Linked DNA regions of Mus musculus: region 1 is linked to region 2. Evidence: chromatin contacts called from ENCODE Hi-C data. All regions are on one chromosome and are shown on one strand. Each heading gives the region's core, a stretch centred on a gene start or an enhancer-like site at or near the end of the contact. The rest is flanking DNA. Distances are from core to core; before and after follow the strand shown.

Region 1 (6,312 bases), core at 3,187-5,686, 610 kb after region 2:
TGTTCAGTCAGGTTTGAAGGCCTCCACTGATATTCAGATTCCCAAGAAAAATGAATGCTGTTCTCATCTAGCAGAGAGCAGCGTTGAGTGGCCTGCCTTGCGGTCCAGGCATGATAGCCACTTGCCCGTGAAGGGCCCGCTTGTGGCCTGGCCCAGCATGGGAAGAAGCTGTTCTTGTATCTCATCAAATACCTCAGCTCAGCTATTTGCCTCCCCCTGTGCTGCTTTTGTTCAAAAGGCTGTGAGAAAAGCTGGCACCTTTCCCTGGAGCTCTTGAAGACAATGGCAAGTCTCTCCTGACTCTCGGCAGCTTTTCTATTTCCGTAGTAACTGTCCTCCTCCATGATGCTGGTTAGCATCTTTTATGTTTATTTATTTTAACATTCGTTAAGTGTTTCAAGTACCTTAGGCTGGCCTTGAGCTCCCTATGTAGCCAAGGATGCCCCTGAACTTCTGATCCTCTTTCTTGCCTCTACCTTTCTAGTGCTGGAATTACAAGCCTGTGCCACCATGCATCGATCGGTTTAAGCATCATTACGGGATGGACCTCGGGCTTCACACATGCTAAGAAGCATTCTATCCACTGAGCTACAGGCCCAGCCTTGTTAATACCTCTTATGCAGACCACACAGCAGTTCCTTAGTCCTCTTCTGACCTCCAGCCAGTCCGTCTCAGTAACCACAGTGATTTTCCTAAGCCGGCCTTCACCCCATCTCCTCCGCCCACGAGCCAAGCCGTCTACCTCCCAGTCAAAACCAAGCTCCTCCCCTGTCCTTTAAGTCTTTCGAGAACCAGAACCTCAGTACATCCCTCTCCCACACCTTCTTCAGGCCAATCATCACTTCCAAGAGATGAATAAAGGATATTACATAGTATGAAAATGTAATTGTGATTTTTTTTTGCACCGTTAATAGCTTCAAATAAATAATAAAAGATCCACTTTGGGCTCAGTAAGCTCTTTTGGATTCTCTTCATAGGGTTCCCTAGGTTGATGGAACCCCATCAGGGCCTGATTTTCATGGCAAAACATTTGTAGGAAATGTCAGGGGTGCTTAGCAATGCGGAGCTCAGGGAAGGAAACTCTCCCTGTCCCTCCATCACTTAACTATAGCTTCTCTCTCTCTTTTCCAGGGTCTGCCCAGGTCTTAAACTCCAGAGCCAGCACCTCCTTGTCATCTCCATCTGAGTGTTTTTAATAGGGACAGGTCTACAGGGACCTGGAGTATCAACATCCCCCTACCTCTCCAATGACTTTTGGAGCCTGCCTCCCTGAGCATTGCCCATTGTGGGCTAATTAAATGAGCATCCTTGACCAGTCAACCATCTTTAGAAACAGCTTCCTCTTCTCATTAGCAACTGGAACAGGTGCATATCCACCATTCCCAGGGCAGTTCCCCATTCTGCACCTGTGGTAAGCATGGCTGTCAGAGCACTTGCCCCTGGGTGTCAAGTGGTCAAGTGACAGGCACACTCAGAATTCTTCTCAACACAAGGTTATGTCCATCAGTCAGAGTGCGCAGGTGCCTGAGACATCCTTTCCTGCTTACCATCAGTGACCCAGCTGGTTAATAGCTAATGTGTTTACTAGGCAAGCACCAAGAGTTTGAATTTCCTCTCCCTTGTGGAACCCTAAACTAGAGTAGCATCCAGTTACATTCTGTCTACTCTGATCCTTTCCGGCTGCACAATCCCGGCTGTGGGTGGGCTATTATAGATTTATTTTTTCCTTTTCTTCCTCCTCCTCCTCCTCCTCCTCCTCCTCCTCCTCTTCCTCCTCCTCCTCCTCCTCCTCCTCCTCCTCCTCCTCCTCCTCCTCCTCCTCCTCCTCCTCCTCCTCCTCTTCTTCTTCTTCTTCTTCTTCTTCTTCTTCTTCTTCTTCTTCTTCTTCTTCTTCTTCTTCTTCTTCTTCTCCTTCTTTTTTTTTATTAAGACAGGGTTTCTCTGTGTAGCCCTGGCTGGCCTGGAACTCGCTCTGTAGACCAGGCTGGCCTGGAAATCATAGAGATGCACAGGCCTCTGCCTCCTGAGCGAGTGCTGGGATTGAAGGAAGGAATGCCCAACCAACAACCACGGCCACCACCCTGCTTCTCTTGGAAGTCTTATTTGGCATGAGAATTGGAATAAGACAGCTACAGTCAGAAAAGTTTCTATTAAAACTTACTTGTGGTGGCGCATGCCTTTAATCCCAGCACATGGGAGGTAGAGGAAGGTGGGTTTCAGTTTGAGACCAGCCTGGTCTACAGAGCAAGTTCCAGGACAGCCAGGGCTTTGTTACACAGAGAAATTCTGTCTCAAAACAAAACAACAACAACACAAAAACCAAACAAAAACAAAAACCAAACCAAACCAAAACAAAACAAAAGCACCTACCCTAAAGGGCTGAAAGTGGCTCAGTTGGTAAGAGTGCTGGCCTAACTAACATGCACAATGTCCTGGGTTCGATCCTCAGCACCACATAAAACAAGTGTGGAGCCTGCAGAGCTAGAATCTCAGTACTGGGAAGTGAAGGCGGGAAGATCAGGTCAAGGTCATCTTGAGCTACATAGCAAGTTCCCCACCCACCTGAGCTATATAAACCAGGACGGGGGTGGGGTGGGGTGGGGAGAGCATTCTGAAGCCCGTTCTCTCCAGCTCTGTTTTCTCCTCCTCAGTCCTGCACATAGACCCAGTGAGCCGGCTGGTCTTGAGCCATAAGGAAAGGTACCTAAGAGGCTATGAAACAAATGATGAACTCCTCCACAGAACATGACTCCTGGGCAGGCAGCAACTGGAGACCCTGAACAGAGGCAAGGTTTTCAACCTGGCCTGAGCGATGGAACCCTGAGCGATGGAAAACGATGCTTCTGGCTGATAGCACGAAGCTATGGTTTCTTCTCTCCTACCCACCCCTTTCTGTTGCAGGCTGATCACATTTCCTTGGTGATTTCCATGCTTAGTCAGAAGACTTAAGGGATAGCTCTGCATTCCACAGGCTCTTGTCCAGATAACCTACTCTGTACTAATTAGTGTGATCATCCGCAAGGTCCCTTCCTTCCTGTCTGCCTCGAGTTTGTACGGAACAACTGCCATACACTATAGTAACTCCGCTGGACCCCTGGAGAGGCTGAAGATGAAGATGCCAGTGCCTCTGTCAGAAAAACAACACAAAACCCATCTGTTTCTAGTGGTTTCCTCTCTCACTTAGACCATGAGAACGTTGTAACTGAATGGGAGAGAGCCAAGAGTCTGGCAGCTGATCTGAGGGAATCTTACACAATTTTGATGAGACCCCCCCACACCCACCCCAGTGTGAACCAAACCAGTTCTCCAGTACAGGATAACTAGAGAGAGACAGCTGAGACATGGGGAGGGGCCTCAGTGGTCGCCTGCGCGCACACACACATTTGTCTGTGTATCAGCTCCTAAAATTGTAGTTAATACTGTTGTTATCATATTACCACTCAAACAGATATGAAGCAGGCATAAAGGGGCTAAATGACCCATGCAGCACCAGCCAGCAAGTAAAAGGTAGAGTTGGGACTGGAACCGAGTTAGTCAGTCTGCCTCAAGTCCCAAATGCCTGAAGCACGCACATTCAAACAAAAACCAAGGAAAGGGCTGGCCGGATATCCAATGGGGGCAGAATAGGTAAAAGCTACAAGGACACTCCCTGCCCCAGGGCATTCTCAGTGAGGAAAGGCGGCTTTTGATAAGTCAGAATGCCTATCCACCCCATGCTTTAAACGAGCTCTCATACACACCATTCATTCTGTTTCGACCATATTGTCACTTGTCCCCTTATAGACAGGTACTCCAGGGCCGAACCTGGAGAAGTTTCATAGTGTCTGCCAAGCACCGAGACTGGGTCCCCGGGTTTCTGCGTGCCGCTGTTCTTCTCCCTTTAGACATTAACTGCTGTAACTAGTGCTTCGCGGTGGCTCTAGTATCTGGGGTCCTGACCTCTAGAATGCAGTCCTGGGACACACTGCTCTTCCACCCAGCTTCCGTCTGTAAATATTTCTTCATGCTGGAAATGGTTCTGAGCACTCCTCAGTGCCAAGCTCTCGAACCACCAAGTTGAATTCAATGTTTGCCCAAGCCGCTCAGTATTTGCTAGTGGTGACAAGCATGGGAGGGACCTTCTCCGTGGACTGAGGGATGGCCCCAAACCTGCTCCTTTACCCTGGAAGTGGGAGCTGCAAATGAGATCACACAGGACAATCAATTTGTAAAAAAGCATAAGGTGAGAATGGGGTGTGGAGAGAGGGTGAGAAGAGGAGGGGGAAGGGAAACGATTCAAGGAAGAGAGAGGACACGGGCAAGACTGCAGCCTTGGATCAAAATGAAGACCTCTGAGGGCCAAGCTGCGAGCTCATCCTGGGCTAGGAGCCCAGAACAAGACTCCGGCCTCCGAGGACAAAGCCTGGAGCTCTGGCCTCTCCCTCCCAACAGGCCAAGCTGCCCTGGGCTTCATCCTGGCAGCGTTCTAGAACTTTTGAGCCATGCACCGCCCCGTACAGATTTTGAGTTACAGCCTGAGCCATGACAAAGGCCAGGCCTCTCGCCATTGTGCAACCGGAGAAGCCGGATTTCCTGTGAATCCCCTTACGTAAGGGTATCCCTGAGCAATGGTGGCCTGGGTAGCGCCCTCTGCCGCCATTCTCTGTGCTGAAGCGCCACCTGGAGGCCAGTTCTCGTTCAAACCGCTGTGTAGTAGAGCCTCCACAGAAGGAAACAAGAAGATGCCTTGGAACAAAAAGGCGCCTTTTGAAAGAGCCTCAACAGTTTCTTCACCCGCCCTTTATCTATTGCTGATGGGGTATTCAAGAGTTAAATGACAGGCTTCTTAAAGGGACAGGATTAGAGCCACAGTGATCTTGTCACTGCCTTTCTTAAATTCTAATATCTGGATCTGAAGAGCACACGTGAGGGGAAAACTGCAGTTTGCCCTGCATCTCGGATTCCAACCTCTTCATCCCCCTACTGCAAAATTCAGGTTAGACTAACTTGTGTAGAGAGCTTGGCAGTGAGCCGGCCCCTTCTCGGGAGAGCCTGGGATGCTGCAGAGGTTTTTTAATCAGCTGCCTGGCCCTGGGCATGAACACACACCCTGGATTACTCAACAAGTAGCTGGGGGCTGGGGGGGGGGGGGGGGCGGGGACTACAAAAATAATTGTTTAAATTGAGCTCCAAGTTATTTTAGCCTGAAGAAATTCTAAGCTAGATGGACCCAGGAAATAGGGAGTATTCAACATAAAGAAAAGGGGACCAGGCTTCCAAACTGAGAAAGGTTTTGTCTTGTTTTGCCTTTTTTGTTTTTTGGTTTTTTTTTTTGTTTTGTTTTGTTTGTTTTTTGTTTTGGGTAGGGAGGCAAGTAACCAAGCAAGCAAAACAACACAGAGAAAGGGGGGGCTTTCTTTTTCAGAATTTTATACTTATTCTTTTGGTAGGCCAGCAGTTTAGCTTCCTACAAGGACAAAAGACCCTGACATCTCAAGCAAATCCTTATCAGAAAGTGGAAAATGCTAGAGTTATCAGGAATATTCCATATCAAACCATATTACAGCATCATGGTAACAAAAACAGCATGTTACTAGCTCAAAAAGTGGCCCTGGCAATCAAGGGGCTCAAACAGAGGTCCCAGAAGTCACCCCACAAAGCTACAGTTCTCTATCTTTGGACAAAGGTATCAAAAACATACACTGGAGGAAAGAGACCTCTAAACACCTGTGCTGAGAAAACGATTTCCACAAGGAGAGGAAAGACTAAGACCCCCGTCTCCAACCCTGTGCAAAATCAACTCAAAGTGGATCTTAGAGCCAGACCTGAAGCAAAACACTTCAGGACACAGGCATAGAAGAAACTTTCTCAACAGTGCTCCAACTGTACAGCACACATTGCCAACAACCAACAACTAGACGTATAGGAAACTAAGACGTTCCTGTCCAGCAAAGAAAACAAGCACCAGCGCCTAGAGAATGGTAAGAAAATCTTTGCCTGCTACACATCTTTATATATACAGAACTGGGCAAATTAAACACCAGGAAAACAGATCACCCAGCAGAAAACAAGCTAACCGACTGGGCAGACAGTTCTCAAAGAAGGCATACAGATGGGTGATACCCAAGCACAACCAGAGAACAAGCCATGAACCAAGGCAAGCTCTGGTTATCAGAGCAGCAGTATGCAGTGCCTGGGTGCCCACAAAGGTGCCCACATCTTAATGCAGTCGCTGCTGTTACTCTCCAGACCAACAGTTCCAACAAGAGTCATGGTTGAACTTATTATAAGATAAAACGGTCACCCACCCACCTGGGGAACAACATGTAGCCT
Region 2 (6,896 bases), core at 3,497-5,996:
TTCCAACTGGTAATAAGGACACATACTCCACTATGTTCATATCAGCCTTATTTATAATAGGCAGAAGCTGGAAAGAACCCAGATGTCCCTCAACAGAGGAATGGATACAGAGAATGTGGTACATTTACACAATGGAGTACTCAGCTATTAAAAACAATGAATATATGAAATTCTTAGGCAAATGGATATATCTGGAGGATATCATCTTGAGTGAGGTAACCCAATCACAAAAGAAGAACTTGATATGCACTCACTGATAAGTGGATATTAGCCCAGAAACCTAGAATACCCAAGATACAATTTGCAAAACACAAGAAAATCAAGAAGGAAGACCAACTCGTGAATACTTCATTCCTCCCTAGAGTAGGGAATAAAATACCCATGGAAGGAGTAACAAAGACAAAGTTTAGAGCTAAGACGAAAGGATGGACCATCCAGAGACTGCCCCACCCGGGGGTCCATCCCATAATCAGCCACCAAAAGCAGACACTATTGAAAATGCCAGCAAGATTTTGATGCAAGGACCCTGATATAGCTGTCTCTTGTGAGGCTATGCCAGTGCCTGGCAAATACAGAAGTGGATGCTCGCAGTCAGCTATAGGATGGAACACAGGGTCCCCAATGGAGGAGCTAGAGAAAGTACCCAAGGAGCTGGGGGGATCTGCAGTCCTATAGGTGGAACAACAATATGAACTAACCAGTACTCCAGAGCTCGTGTCTCTAGCTGCATATGTAGCAGAAGATGGCCTAGTCAGCTATCATTAGGAAGAGAGGCCCCTTGGTCTTGCAAACTTTATATGCCCCAATACAGGGGAACGCCAGGGCCAAGAAGTGGGAGTGAGTGGGTAGGGGAGCAGGGCGGTGGGGGGAGGCGGGTATAGGGGACTTTTGAGATAGCATTTGAAATGTAAATGAAGAAAATTAAAAAAAAAAATCCTCCCATTTTTAATGGCTGGCTTTACTGTGAAGGGAATTCTGTCCTAGAGTTTCCCCTAAGGGTGTATGTGTGCTTTACTGTTGCTCTTTCTCTCCCTCTCCCCACTTCCTCTCTCTGTTAAGTAAAGGACTCAGAACAAAGTTCTTTTAGTCAACTTTGTATACTAATTTATTAATACACTTAACACAAGAAAAAAGTTCAGTGAGTTAGTTTTTCTTAGTCAGAAACTTAGACCCACAGTGTGCTGGTAACTTTCATATCTATTCTCCACATTTCAAAGCCAACGTTCACTGATTCAAATACTGAAACCGTGAGGGATTGTCTGATGTTAAAGGTATGGAAATAACTTAGTGGTAACTCACTGTCCTGGGTAGGTTTTGTCAACCTGACACAAACTAGAGTCATTTGCGATGAGGAAACTTCAACAGAGGAATTACCTCCATCAGATGCCAGTGGGCATGTCTGTGAGTTGTTTTCTTGATTAATGATTGGTGTGGGAGGGCCTAACCCAGTGTGGGATGTTGAGAATACCAGGTGCATTGTTAACATCCCGGTCCAGAGTGGAACACTTGTTACAATAGCTGAAATAGCTGAACTTACTCTTCAGTTATGTAGGGAAAGTCCAGTTACTTAAAGTTCGTTTTTCTTTCTTTCTTTCTTTCTTTCTTTCTTTCTTTCTTTCTTTCTTTCTTTCTTTCTTTCTTTCTTTCTTTCTTTCTTTCTTTCTTCCCTCCCTCCCTCCCTCCCTCCCTCCCTCCCTCCCTCCTTCCTTCCTTTCTTCCTTCCTTCCTTTTTTTGGCTTTTCAAGACAAGGTTTTTCTGTGTAGCCTTGGCTGTCCTAGAACTCACTCTGTAGACCAGGCTACAGAAATCCGCCTGTCTCTGCCTCCCAAGTGCTGGGATTAAAGGCGTGCACCACCACTGCCCAGCTAAATTCCTCCTTTCTTTTCGTGACTAATCTGCTCATCATTTTAAGGCTGAATCATTGTCTGGATGTATTGAGGCTGATTTATCCATCCTTCCACTGAAACTTCCATCAACATGGATGGGAGTGTAACTCAGTTGCATAGTCTGTGTGAAATTCTGGGTGGCTTCCCACCAATAAACCAGAGATGGTGGTAGACACAATTCTGGCATTTGGGGAAGTAGAGAAGGTAGGATAAAAGAGTAAGGTAATTGTTGGTTACATAGTATCTTAGAGGCCAGCCCAGGCTACATGAGAACCTACCTCAAAAATAAGCAAAGCTTTCATAAACATCCACAAACAAGTTTTTGTTTGTACATAATTTTTCATTTTAGATTAAAGCCAGGGAATGCAACTTCTGTATTGTATGGTAATACAAATACTATAGCTTTCTTTTGTTGTTGTTTTTTGTTGTTGTTGTTGTTGTTTTTTCATAAAGAAACTGACAAACTCTCTCAAAGTGTCTGTACTATTTCACACTCCCACAAAGAGTAATGAGAGTCCTGTCACTTTACACCCTCTGCAGCATTAGGTGGTGCTCCATTCTGGATCTTGGCCATTCTAAAGGGTGTTGTTTTGTTTGTTTGTTTGTTTGTTTTTAATCTATCTACCTATCTGCCGTGGACTGACCTCAGTTGGCTCCTCACTCCGAGGGAGAATCAGAGTCCCCGTACAGGTGGGCAGGAGTCGACGAAGAGGTGACAAACAGACTCGAACAAAAGGGAGTGTTGTATCTGAATGGAATTTCTCAAATCGAGCACCAGACTTAGAATACAGAAGAAAAACAAGAAAGCTAAGTGATACAACAGCCAAGGTACATCGAGATGTATAATGGTTCTTTACACAAAACAAAGAAAATGCATACATAAAAAGATGGTGGGAGCCAGGCAATGTATCTGAGATAGGAACAGCCCTATCTAAGATCAGATGAATGGTCTGATGCAATGCTAGTCTATTGTTAAACCCACCACCAGGGGTCCCTTAGTAAATACCTAATACCAGAGGAATAACATATTCCTCTGGGCCTAGTGAAAAATATGCAGCAGGGGAATTCCGTCCTACTAACCCTTTCATGAATAATACAATACTTCAGTTCCTCCTAAAACCACAACCCTTCTACTATTATGTAATGTAGGCTGCCATTCATGTCTGCAATGAGAATTCTAAGTTTACTATTTTGAACTAGCCCTGAGAATACTAGCTCTGATCTGGCAAACTGAGATGCCTGATTACTGACTGTCAGCACTGGGGCATTTCCTCTGGATGAATATCATTCTTAAAAAATTCCAAGCCCAGGGTCAGCTAAAGGACTGCCTAGGACATTGGTGAAGGCCAGACAGTAGAGTTCAACCTGATTTAGGTTTTAGTAAAATCATTTCTTGGAGGCACCTATAATAAAATACTGAAAGAACATACACAGACCCATTCACTGACTAATGCAGGGACAGGTTTGGAGCATTCCTGCCAAGGTTCCAGGAGCCTGAGTTTCCGTGAAACTCTTTGCCTCAGGACGGCGTCCAAGCCTTCAGGCGTCCAAGCCTTCAGGCCTGTCACGCAGACTTCACTCGAGTGGGTGTGGCATCCGTCTATCTGTCTGTCTATATTTGTTCTTTTGTTCATTCATTCATTCATTTAGAATGGGCAGAAAATAGAATATTGCTTCTGACTATGTTGCAGGATAGAAATCCCATTCTGAATAACTGACCTACTGTTGATGCTTGAATTTCTTACTGTTACAATTGAAGCTGTTTATTTTACTGGAAAAGAGAAATGTGGGTGTTAGGTTTGCTGGTAGGTTAGAATGATGTATCTGAGACCCAGACCACAAAGTCTCTCCAGCTAGAGGCTGCCTTATTAATGAAGCCAAGCCCAGATTTGAGAATAGGGCACCGCTGTGCTTGAAGGAATGGGAATCTGGGCAAAAGAGAAATATTTTCAAATCTTATTTTCTGTGTTTTTGAGACAGGGTTTCTCTGTGCAGCCCTGGCTGTTCTGGAACTCACTCTGTAGATCAGGCAGCCACTGCAGGCGAGTGTTCAAGCCTGAGTTCTCCTAAAAACAATAATGAAGTTTAATACTTCAGGACAAACTTCTTGTTAAAGAATGAATCACGGTTTCCTGATTACTAAGCTTTGAGCTAAACAAAGGATATTTACCATTTGCCACATACCAGACATTGTCAGATCATTTCAGATAGTGTTATCTTAATTTGTATAATTTCCCTTTGAAATATCTTGTTACTTTAATTACTCAAATGCCCAACCAGGGTTTTTCCTCCACTGTCCTGGCCTTTATCTTTGCCAGCCTTCCACGAGTCTTAGTCCTTTACTTATTTTATTTTATGTTAGTTTTGCCTAATAAATCCCTAGCCTCAGATGTCACTACTGTAAGGCAGCTTCCCCAGCCTATTGGCTTTTGTCCTCTCCTCATCCACCGTATCTCAAGGGCACAAGAAGCTCTGTGATTTGTCAGTAGCTGCCATTTCTGCTGAAATGTACACTTCACAAGGAGCCATGCCTGTGTCATTTTCTGTGTTGTCTATAGTGCCAAGTATAGTCTTCTACATACAAATGTTCAGTAAATAATTTGTCTAATTGTGCCAAAGGGATGCCCAAGTCAGAAGTTGACCTCTGGTATCTCACCTCCCTTGAAATTACATCAGTTACAGAACCTAGCAGGAAGTATTTCTTAAATTACTCAAGAGAACCTTCTTCAATTCATTACAATTGCTCAACTTACCTCTTCAGTTTATTTCAGCTATAGATAGTTTATCTGTAAGAGCTATCCATTACTCTTACATACTGGCAAGGGTGTGGTTCTGAGATAAGGAACTGCAAAGTCTTTGTCATCCCCTTTGAGCAGTTTCATTTGGAAAGTTAATGGGAACTATTTTAGGACATATCCAATTAGGAAGCAATAAGAGGTAGGCAGCCACAACTGGTTTGCCAGGTTCTCTAACTTCCTGCTAAGCTTTGTGGAGAATGTCTAAAATGAAAAACCCTCGGACTTTTGAGGAGCAAACAGAATGCATCGTGAATTCTCTACTCAAAGACTTCAGGACCCCACTATCCCACGCTGCTAACCGGAACCTATCGGGTGCAGATGAACCATGCTCAGGTAAGGCTCCTAATCTGAGGTGGTGATTACAGGTGGGTAATAGAACCAGAGTCTGCTTCCTCTAGTTCCTCTCAAGCTTTAAAAAGCGAGTCCTAAACTTTTAGCAACATTTGAAATAAAGGATCTTCTCAATAGAGAAGATTATATGACTGCTACTACTGAGAATAGACAATGACAAAACTGTTTAAAAGAATTGCAAAAGTAGCAGAGGCTAGCCTGGTCTACAGAGTGAGTAGACAGCAAGGGGTACCTAGAGAAACCCTCTCTCTCGGGGGTGGGGGGTGGGGTGGGGGGTGGGGGGGGACCAACTATAGAACATTTCTGTTTTGCTGGGATTCAGGAGACTTTCCGTTCCTTCAACATGGTGAACATGTTTTCCCTGTCTTAGGAGAGGATTACTCTTTTGATGTGGCTATCATTGTTGGCCGCCTTCGAATACTGGGTGATCAGTTCAATGGAGAGCTGGAAGCTTCTGCCAATAATATCATTGCGGTAACCATTGGAGGACAGGTCAGATTTTTGCTTTTTAATGTTGTTTGCTGTTCTATTCTATTTCAAGCTTTAATTTCCTCCCTCCTTCCTTCCTTCCTTCCTTCCCTGTTTCTGTATACTAAAAATAGAAATATTCTGTGAGGATTTGGAGGTATATGTTTGTTCAAGAAGCTATAGAGGGAAATGTGATTGCTAATTCTTCAGACATTAATAAAAACCCAGTACTATAGAAGGAACTCATCTTTATCAGAGCTGCCCTTTGTGTGCATAGATCATGTTCATAGTTAACTATTCTTTGAAAATAATCTTTTATGTATATTTGTTATTATTAATTATTACTATTACTGTATGATGTGGGGAGGGGGACACATGTGCCACTGCATGTCTGTGGAAGCCAGAGGACAATATTGTGGAATTCTCCCTTTCCACCTTTGTGTAGGTTTAAGAGATTGAACTCGGGTCACCAGGCTAGTGTGGCTAGTATCTTTATTCCATTATTCATATTTTTAGTGCTTAATTTTGTTGGGAGTGGGCTCTTCCCCTTATCCCAGGGTCTAGCAGTAAGATTCAGAAATATTGCATAGTTTAGAAATCTGATGCAATTAGAGTTAACCTCTTAAAGGAGCTTGCTGGCTTCTCATCAGAACTCTGATTACTGGCAATAGCACTTGGACTTTGTATTAGCCTGAAGATAATAAAACCATCTTCCAGCAGATGTTGCTGATTATATCAACAGCAGCAAGTACTTATTACTTGCCATTATTTCATTGTTTAATCATTATACTTGTGTGTAAATCATTATAGAAACTGCTACTCCTAGAATCTCTGAATCAGCATATGAGACCATACGCAAATATCAAGCCTGCTCTCTTCCCAGCAGTATTCACTAATTTTGAATCGTGCCTTACACACAGTAGGCCTGCAGGGTGTACTTCCTGATTCCATACCATTTAAGAACATAAAAGAAATAAAGTCATAAGGAAACAAGTAAGAAACATACTCTATAAATGTTGAAGATAGGACTGGAGAGATGGCTCAGCGGTTAAGAGCACTGACTGCTCTTCTGAAGGTCCTGAGTTCAAATCCCAAGCATCCACATGGTGGCTCACAACCATCCGTAATGAGATCTGACACCCTCTTCTAGTGCGACTGACTACAGCTACAGTGTACTCACATACAATAAATAAATCTTAACAACAACAGCAACAACAACAACAAAAAATGTTGAAGCTAGGTTTTGAGCCCAGACTTACTTACAAGCACACTTTATTCTTCCCAGTGGACAGTTTAGCGGATGTGTCTGCCTCACATTCAGACAGAAGCTTACTTCTAGCTACTGGCCTTGAGGCTGCCATAAGTGGCTAAGAGTTGGGTCTACTTTTTTCT

The links. A loop is a pair of places that touch in the nucleus more often than their neighbours do.
Region 1: a loop to region 2 is called in a map of v-Abl transformed pro-B cells, with 3 times the contacts of the local background. The contact joins the enhancer-like site here to the promoter of Bcl2l15 in region 2. A Hi-C loop is called at or near these places in 3 of 37 maps with a recorded cell type or tissue (T-helper 17 cell and v-Abl transformed pro-B cells).

What each region holds. Positions count from the first base shown.
Region 1 is chr3:104,437,560-104,443,871 of GRCm38, forward strand. No RefSeq gene overlaps it. Among named protein-coding and RNA genes, the nearest start is that of Gm38412, 32 kb to the left of the region's middle. Within about 2 kb of position 4,437, at least 1 of the 3 ENCODE cell types and tissues checked has a DNase peak (open chromatin) inside an H3K27ac peak, as active enhancers do.
Region 2 is chr3:103,827,950-103,834,845 of GRCm38, forward strand. Bcl2l15 (BCLl2-like 15) reads left to right here and starts at 4,747. Exons shown (of 4, transcript NM_001142959.1): 1 at 4,747-5,018; 2 at 5,407-5,528. The coding sequence starts at 4,883.